3 separate regions of the Homo sapiens genome follow, and all the other regions are linked to region 3. The links are chromatin contacts, found by Hi-C or POLR2A ChIA-PET in ENCODE. All regions are on one chromosome and are shown on one strand. The core of a region is the stretch at or near the end of the contact, and the rest is flanking DNA. Distances in the headings are between cores, read along the strand shown.

Evidence for each region. Hi-C counts contacts between places; a loop is a spot of excess contacts on that map. ChIA-PET counts read pairs that join two places held with the same protein, here RNA polymerase II (POLR2A). Pooled maps may share reads with other maps.
Region 1: a pooled map shows a loop between it and region 3 (2.6-fold over the local background). The contact joins the promoter of CYP1A1 here to the promoter of SEMA7A in region 3. A Hi-C loop is called at or near these places in 1 of 50 pooled maps.
Region 2: a pooled map shows a loop between it and region 3 (3-fold over the local background). The contact joins the promoter of MPI here to the promoter of SEMA7A in region 3. A Hi-C loop is called at or near these places in 3 of 50 pooled maps. POLR2A ChIA-PET finds 5 or more read pairs at or near these places in 3 of 52 experiments (H1, OCI-LY7 and activated T-cell).

Annotation. Positions count from the first base shown.
Region 1 is chr15:74,724,092-74,726,791 of GRCh38, reverse strand. CYP1A1 (cytochrome P450 family 1 subfamily A member 1) reads left to right here and starts at 1,264. Exons shown (of 7, transcript NM_001319217.2): 1 at 1,264-1,351. RefSeq lists enhancers at 198-221, 270-284, 359-381, 1-719, 752-775, silencers at 268-427, 427-536, 608-687, 532-707, 427-707, a cis regulatory region at 1-801 and a promoter at 1-1,556.
Region 2 is chr15:74,888,529-74,891,291 of GRCh38, reverse strand. MPI (mannose phosphate isomerase) reads right to left here and starts at 1,250. Exons shown (of 8, transcript NM_002435.3): 1 at 1,203-1,250; 2 at 638-765. The coding sequence starts at 1,218. RefSeq lists enhancers at 924-1,003, 801-1,334, 1,124-1,423, 1,584-1,633.
Region 3 is chr15:74,432,503-74,435,293 of GRCh38, reverse strand. It overlaps SEMA7A (semaphorin 7A (JohnMiltonHagen blood group)), which reads left to right and starts at 1,336. Exons shown (of 14, transcript NM_003612.5): 1 at 1,336-1,553. The coding sequence starts at 1,376. RefSeq lists silencers at 1,194-1,703, 1,754-1,903, 2,054-2,173.

The DNA.
Region 1 (2,700 bases), core at 15-2,514, 290 kb before region 3:
CAGGCGTGGACCGAAAATGCGGACACATGCAGGCTGCCTCTCCTCGCAGGCAGAAGCCACACGCAGACCTAGACCCTTTGCACCGCATCCCCTTATTCAATCGCGCACCCGCCACCCTTCGACAGTTCCTCTCCCTCCACCCCAACCCCACGCCGCGCGCGAGGCTGGCCCTTTAAGAGCCCCGCCCCGACTCCCTCCCCCCTCGCGTGACTGCGAGCCCCCGCGCCGGGCCGGGGAATGGGTCGGCTGGGTGGCTGCGCGGGCCTCCGGTCCTTCTCACGCAACGCCTGGGCACCGCGCCTCCGGGCCAGGTGGGGCGGGGACGGGCCGCCTGACCTCTGCCCCCTAGAGGGATGTCGCCGGCGCACGCAAGCTAGCCGGGGGTAGGGTGGGGGCTCCGCGCCAGGTGCCCCCTCCGTGGTCCCTGGGCCCGAGTCTTTCCGTGGCCCCCCGCCGCCGGATTTCTGTGCTCTGCCAATCAAAGCACTAGCCACCCCGGGAGCCAAGAGGGACCCTCAAGGGCCGGTGGGTCCTGGCTGGAGGGACCGCGCGTTGCAATCAGCACTAAGGCGATCCTAGAGGCTGCGAGGAGCCGCTAGTGAGCGCTCAGCGAGCCTGCCCCTTCGCCATCCATTCCGATCCTTCAATCAAGAGGCGCGAACCTCAGCTAGTCGCCCGGGCTCTGGGGGACAGGTCCAGCCCCGCGGCGCCTCTGGCCTTCCGGCCCCCGTGACCTCAGGGCTGGGGTCGCAGCGCTTCTCACGCGAGCCGGGACTCAGTAACCCCGGGAAGGAGGTCACCACGGGGCAGCCCCGCCCCCGCCTGCCGAGTCCTGGTAGGCTGTAGCGCTGGGGAGGCATCTGCACGCCCAGCGTTCCAGTGGGTGCAAAAATGACGAAGAGGAGTCCCCGCGCCCCAGGATGGAGCTTCCCGTACCCTCTCTTCGGGCTGTCCTGGGACTTCTCCCTCAAGCCCCCTCCTCGGCTGGGTTCTGCACTGCCCTTGGGACGCCTTGGAATTGGGACTTCCAGGTGTTCCCAGCCCTCACCCCTCTATGTACAGGCACCGAGATGTGTCCCATAGTGGGTTCTTGCCCACCCGACCCCCCACCCCCGCCGCCCTCCGCCACCTTTCTCTCCAATCCCAGAGAGACCAGCCCGGTTCAGGCTGCTTCTCCCTCCATCTCAGCTCGCTCCAGGGAAGGAGGCGTGGCCACACGTACAAGCCCGCCTATAAAGGTGGCAGTGCCTTCACCCTCACCCTGAAGGTGACAGTTCCTTGGAACCTTCCCTGATCCTTGTGATCCCAGGCTCCAAGAGTCCACCCTTCCCAGCTCAGCTCAGTACCTCAGGTGAGTTGCTGGGGGACTTCTGGCTTGCCCTTTCTCTCCCAATAAAAGGAACATTTTGGTGCCTCCAGGACTTCTTAGGTAGCTACCTGTCTAGCACCTCCAAAAAGGGAGGCTCAGAGTGTTTTTAGTGACCAGGCAGTCTAGCCCCCTAGTGGGGAAACTGAGGCCAGGGGAAGAGGAGGACTTGCCCATGGTCCCACAGCTGGTACCAGACCTCTAGATACAGATGGCATCTCATTCAGGACTTCAGGACCCAGGCTCCAGCTCCATCCCCTAGTGAGTGTCTCCCTGCCTACCCTGGGGCTTCCCCATCAAGGCCACCTGGCAGGCTGGAATATGTGCAGCCCCTCCCTCAGGCTTTCTGATGACAGGGGCTTCTCCTTGGGTGGACAGGGTGGATGGAGGGGGTGGGCTGGGTTCTTACCAGCTGTACCCTGCCCTAGCCTAAGAAGCTACCCCTGGCAGATTTTACCCTCCTAAGGGTGGCTTGTCAGTGCTGAGATGTCCTAGACAGCTGGGACAATAGAGGCAGATCTGTGCAGGAGTCCCAGGCCTTTCCTATCTCATTGACCATCTTCTTTGTCCTTTGCTGGGAGACAATCAGGGTGACAGATTGCCAACTGCAGGGAGCTGGAAATACCAGTCCCTAAAAACTCACCAGTCACATCTCCCTTGGCCTCCTACCATCTTACAAAGGCTGCAGGTCCTTGGGATACCCACTGTGCAGAAGGGGACACCATAGCACACCAAAGCCTGGCACTGTCCCCTGTTGACTCAGGGATCTAGTGTGCTTTGATATTTAGCCCCTCCAGGAAGCCTCCCTCCACTATAATACTTGTGGTAGGAACCATCCATCTCCCTGTCTTGTGAGGTTCTCCTGTGGGGAGCCTAACTGGTAAGACTGTCAGGTTCCCCACAGCAGATCTGGGTTTTCTCTTCCCTCTGGATCCAGCTGGGTACTCTGAACTGAGAGATCTTGTCTTACCCTCTCTCAGATGTTGAAATTGGACCCCAGAAAAGTAAAATGTGCAGTCCAAGATCACTTTGACTAGAATGTTGGGTCTACTGACCTCTAGTCCAGGGTAACAGGCAGAGATGCCTGATATGTTGGAGAGAGTGGTTTATGAATTTAAACACCCTTTTTAGGTCAAGCTTACAGAGAAAGTATTGCCTCAGTTTCCTTTCAGTTTAGATCCATTCCTGATTTCCCTGATTCCAGTCTGGGGTTTTCTTACAGCCTAGTGGGAACCTTCCATTTATTCTCTGCTCTCTGGTAACCTGCAAAAGGGGGAGGTCCAAACTGTTCATTCATTGAGAATTGAGCCAAAAAAAAACCCTGGCCTGGATTT
Region 2 (2,763 bases), core at 1-2,500, 460 kb before region 3:
CACAGGGCAACTGAGTCCTGGGAAAGGCCTCCCAGGTCTGGATACAAATGTTCATGCCATCATGGACATACAGGGAGGCAGTAGACCCAGGCCCTTGTCCAGACTCGGCCTCTAGCCATCTATGAAGACTTGGACTAGTTATTTCCCTTCTTTAGATGTATCTTCTTTGTCTGTCCAAAGAGGAGAATGACATCTGCACTGTCAAGGTAGCAGAAAAACTATGACTCTTAAATGATTCTTTCAGGGGTTAACATACATCTTCCAGTTTCAGAAGCAGAGGCGAAAGCCTTCCTATGCTTTGGCTTTTTCTCCACTAAATAGGCAGGAGAAATATTTTAGGTTAATAAAAATGCAAAAAAATAGTCAAAGTAAAAAAACTTAATTGTCAAAGAGGGCTGAATTAAAATTCACTAAGTGCTAAGAGTGGTTGGGGGAAGGAGAGTGCTGGAAATCCCAGCCTATTATGACAAAACCTCTCTTCTTTTTGATAACACTATCTAGTCCATTAGCCTGAAGAGCCAAGTGGGTCTCCTCCCTCCTTGCTGCCTCACCCTTCCCAGCTGATTCTTATGACTTGCCTCAGGCCCTTTCTCCTGACCTGCGGGTAAAGTGGGCTGAAATACAGCCCGGGGCTCACCTCTGCATAAGGCTTGTCCTCTGCGATCTGGGCCAGTGGATCACTGCTGGCCAACAGCCGCGCCACTTCGCTGTTGGAACCCATCTTCCCCCAGGCATACTGCTGCACCGCACAGGAAAGTGGGAATACTAGGGGCACAGACAGGGTCAGCTGCCACTCCACTCCTCAGGCCCCACCCTAGTGTCCCGGGAAACCAGGCAAGAGCTGGGGGTGCTCACTGGGGACAGAGTCAAATAAGGGTTTTGTAGGCTGTTGGATGAGACCCCCCTCCGCTGCAGGCCTCGATGTTCCCAACTGTCAGATGGGCAGCAGTAAGGACCTTGTGCTGATCTGAGGCAGGGTGGCGGGGAGGGAGCAGAAGGTACCTATCCCACGGCACGACGTCTAGAAGGGCCCCCTCCCCTCGGAGGTCAATCCCCATCGCAGGTGGCCACACCTCTGCCCGGCACCCACCCATCTTTCCGCGGAATGCCAGGAGCGGACTCAACCTGGCCGATAATGCCGGGAGTCGTCCCCAGGACGCGCTCCACGAACACACTCGCCGACACCCCAGCCAATGGCTCACCTCGCGGAGCGGCCATGCTCGCCCCCTGCACCAGGATTAAGCACGTATGCCTTTCCCGGCAGCCCCCGCGGCCCTCTGCGCCCAGAGCTTCACGGGAAATGTAGTTCCCTGAGCGTTCCGCCAGGCCCCGGGGCACCCGTGCCCAGAGGCTTACGGCCGCGATCTTCGGTCTCACTATTCATTCATTCTTTCCATCGCCGGGCACAGATGTACTGAAAACCTGCTAAGTACCACGGACTGTTCTAAGGGCTGGAGGATACATCAGAGAGCAAGATAGCCTTCCCTCTGCCTTTGTAGAGCGCTTACATTCTGGTGAAGGCAAGACAGACAAGTATTGTAAGCAAATCATGTAGTATGTTGAAAGGTCAAGGCCACAAAAAGTAAGGGGGCAGGTGGCAGTGGGAGGCAGTTTGCAGAATATAAAAGGCTGTCTGGGCAAGCCTCTTGAGGAGGTGAGGTTTGAGTCCAGACTTGGCGGTGAGGAAGGCAGGAGTGTTCTGCGGGGAGGAAACAGCCACAGCGGAAGCCAGAGCAAGGCGGGAATGTGGGACTGTGCCGGGCGTGTTGGGGAGGGAACTGCTAGCAAGGAGGCCACTGTGGCTGGAGCAGAGTGAGTAAGACAGGGGCAGTGAGGAGGTCAGAGAAGAGAGGAGGGGGGCAGAGCTTTGCAGGCTATTGCTATTGTGAAGACTTTGGGTTTTACTTCGAGTCTCAGCAATTACAGATTTGAGCAAAGAATTGCTGTGATGTGAGTAGGGACATACTAGTGATGATGATGGTAAATGTCACATGCAAGGCCCTTCACTGCTCTGAGCTTTGTAGAATGGGGTGAATAATGCCAGCCTGACATGCTTGTTGGAGGGTCAGATGGGATGACGTGAGACACCTATAAGGCAGTCAGCTCCCTGTGCTCCTCTGATCCTTCCCGTCCCAGGTGCTGTAGAAAGTCAGAACCCCAACTTCTACTCCAGGCTGAGCTGCTTACAAGTTGCACACACAGAAGTCAGGGGAATTACGAAGAGCTGTGCATAGGGAAGGATGGCCTTGGGCCTTGGCTCTGCAGTAATCTTGGCTATATCCTGTGGTGAAAGGCTTTGACATCCAGACCTTCTCAGTCAACAGCCTCCTAGGAGGAGGACAGTCAGTGGCTCAGGCCTGTAATCCTAGCACCTTAGGAGGCAGAGGCAGAAGGATTGCTTGAGGCTAGGAGCACAACAGTCAAAGCTCCGGGGAACCTGGAATGAGGAGTTACAGTCCTGACTCTACCCTCATCACCCCTGCAATACCCTCATTCCCACAGCCTCTACCATATGTGCCCAGGGGAAAGAGCGGGTGCCGTTTTCCCTGTAATCCTCTGCCCAGGTGTGGGTATCTATCTCACCTCCCCTGGGGTCCTCTGGCTCAAATAAATCAGCTTGCATTTTAAAGGAAGCTTTACCATGCACTAAGGAATAATAAAATGGATAATACAAGACTCATGACAGCCCCCCGCCTGGCCAGCCGCCCCGTCCGGGAGGGAGGTGGGGGGGTCAGCCCCCAGCCCGGCCAGCCGCCCCGTCCG
Region 3 (2,791 bases), core at 87-2,586:
AGTTTACCTTCCTGGCCTGCTGGGGTGCCTCAGGACTCTGAGGGAAGAAGGAGGGGACAACTGGAAGCAAAATGTAGAATGGTAAAGCCAAACTTCTTGGTAGCAAAACTTTCCTGGTTCCAGGAGGTAAAAACAACAACCAAATGGTCCTGGCCCCATGGAGCAGGGCAGAGGGCAGAGGGCAGCCAGCCCACCGCCTTTGCTGGTGTCTGCAGTGCGTGAATCGTGTCTAGGTCTGTGAGTTCTGAAGGTTGGATGTTCACCTCTACTCCTTCCTCGGCCTGTCTCCTCTCAGTGCAGCTAGACATCCAGTAAACACTAGATAAGTACTTACTGAGCTGGGTGGATTTTCCATTCATGGTTCCCTGGGGCACAAGTGGAAGTGGTAGGTCTGGGCCCTGTCTGGTCTAGAGAGAGGAGACCCTTTTACAAAGGGCAGGCACGTAGTTCTGAGAGGAGGAGCTGATGGCAGAGCTGGCTGGACTGCTCAGGTAACTGCAGAGGGTCTGGGCCTGGACCCCCCAAGGGAGTCCCCACTGAATGGTCAGGTTGCCTGAGATAGCTGAGCCCTAGGCACTTTGCGGGCAGAGATCCCCTTAAGCTGCTTTGACCCTCCCTCCCCCACAGTGAGTGGGGCACGGGGGATGCTCCCCTCTCTACTTGGGGAAGGGGCCTTCCTAATTATATCCCCCTCCACTCACATGGAAATGAGTTTGGATTTTCTGAGCGTACACCAGCTGGCTTGGGGGGAGGCAGCCCAGAAGGCTGCTGGCTGGGAAAGGGAGGAGAAAGGAGAGGGAGGGGAAGGAGCCAGGCCAAGATGAAAAATTTCCAGTGTTCTCCCAGGCAAAGCAACAGCGGGTCCCTGAGTGCTCCCCACATATCATCGTTGTGCCTGCTGGTAGGCTCAGCAGGGAGCCGTGTCCACTTAGGCGAACGCATCCTCCGAGGACCATAGTCCTCAGGGTGCGAACCACTTAGCTGGCCATAGCAAGGTTGTTGGGTGTTGGACTCCTCTGCGCCCTTGGAGAGAGGTCCTCCACGACTTCTACGCCAATCTTTTTACGGGGTGCGGGGAGTGGAACTGAGGCCCAGAGAGGGGATAGGGCCTGCCGCCCCTGGCAGAAGACCACAAGTCTGGCTTGTCCGCAGCTGGGCTTTCCCCGTAGAGTTGCCCGGGAGAGGGTGGCGAAGGTTCCCCCAGCAGTTCCGCTCTCGCTCAGGAAAGCCAGTGAGGCGAGAAAAGGCTGCGAGGGGCGGGGGGAGGGGCGGGGTGGGGTCAGCGCTGGCTCCGCCTCCTGGCGCTTGGGTCTGCCTGCGGCCGGGCGCTGGCTCAGTCTCGGCTGATTGCCGCTGTCGCTCCCGGGGCCACGGGATGACGCCTCCTCCGCCCGGACGTGCCGCCCCCAGCGCACCGCGCGCCCGCGTCCCTGGCCCGCCGGCTCGGTTGGGGCTTCCGCTGCGGCTGCGGCTGCTGCTGCTGCTCTGGGCGGCCGCCGCCTCCGCCCAGGGCCACCTAAGGAGCGGACCCCGCATCTTCGCCGTCTGGAAAGGTAGGCGGCGCCGCGCGGCCGGTCAGGCGCGGGATCAGACGCTGCGCGGGGCGGGTGCGGAGTGTGCTGCACCCGGAGGGAGTGCGTGCGCGCAGCTCTGCGGGTCCCGGGCTGTCCCCGCGCTGTCCCCGCGTGGAGCGTGTGGGTTTGGGTGAGTGTGTGTGAGTGTACACGCTGGCACACCAGAGCCGGCTGTAACGCTGCGGCGAGCGAGCGGCGGGGGCCGGAGCCCCGGCTAAGTCGCACCAAGTCCCTGGCAGCCAGGAGCCGCAACGCCCGGGCGCCAGGGGAGGGGGCGGGCCCCTCTCTCGGCCCCGAGCCACTCTGGGTCCTCTGGCTCGGGGGCTTCGGCGGAGGACCTTTCCCCGCCTGGGACCCCAACCCGGGTACCCTCCTTTTGAGCTGCGGGCTCTGCTGGCGCGCGGGGCGCAGGCTGGGCCGGCAAGGGGGGCGCGGACCCCTTGCCGCCGCCGCCGCGCTTCGGCAGCGGGAACAAAGACCCCGCCGCCTGCCCCCGCCCCCGCCCCGGCCCGGAGCTCGGGCCAGGCAAGGGGGTGGGCATCCTGCAGCGAGCGGCGGGACATGGTGCGGTGCGGCGGCTTGGGGTACCAGGGCGCTGCCTCAGCAATGCCGGGACCGGCCGCTCCCCCCTTGCCCGCACGTGGCAGTTGTCACCAGAAATCGGCTCCAGCGTTGGGGGGCAGTGCCCGTTGGGTGGGGCACGGCCGTTGGGACCCCCAGGCGGTGGATCTAGGGCGGGGGTGCAGCCTTTAGGCCAGGGTAGATAATAAGAACCTGGGGGACTGGAGTCTCCCCCAGGGCACCTCAGTTTAGACCCTGTACTATGGGACAGAAAGCCGGTTAGGCGGGGGTTTGAGGCTTTCTGCCGCGAGGAACTGATCTCCCCTCCCCTGCATTGCACACAAATGCCTCCCCGCCCCCAGTCCGATTCGGCTCTGTCCCCAAATTTGGCGTGTCTGCGGCCCCCCTGTCGTGATGGTGGGGGACTCGCAGTGGGGGCTGGGGGAACTGGTCGGGTCTGGCCCCACCGGGAGCCTTTTGATGCCTTTGGCAGTTTGCAGGGATTGCGGGAGTCTGAGCATTATCTGGGGCAGGTATTATTAGCAGAGGGGAAAAAAAACCATACACAAAACGAGTGGCCCGAACTGCCGCAGTAGCTGAGGGAATGTGACTTGCCCAAGGTCACTGAGCAGTGTGGGAGCCCAGGTGCAGGCAGG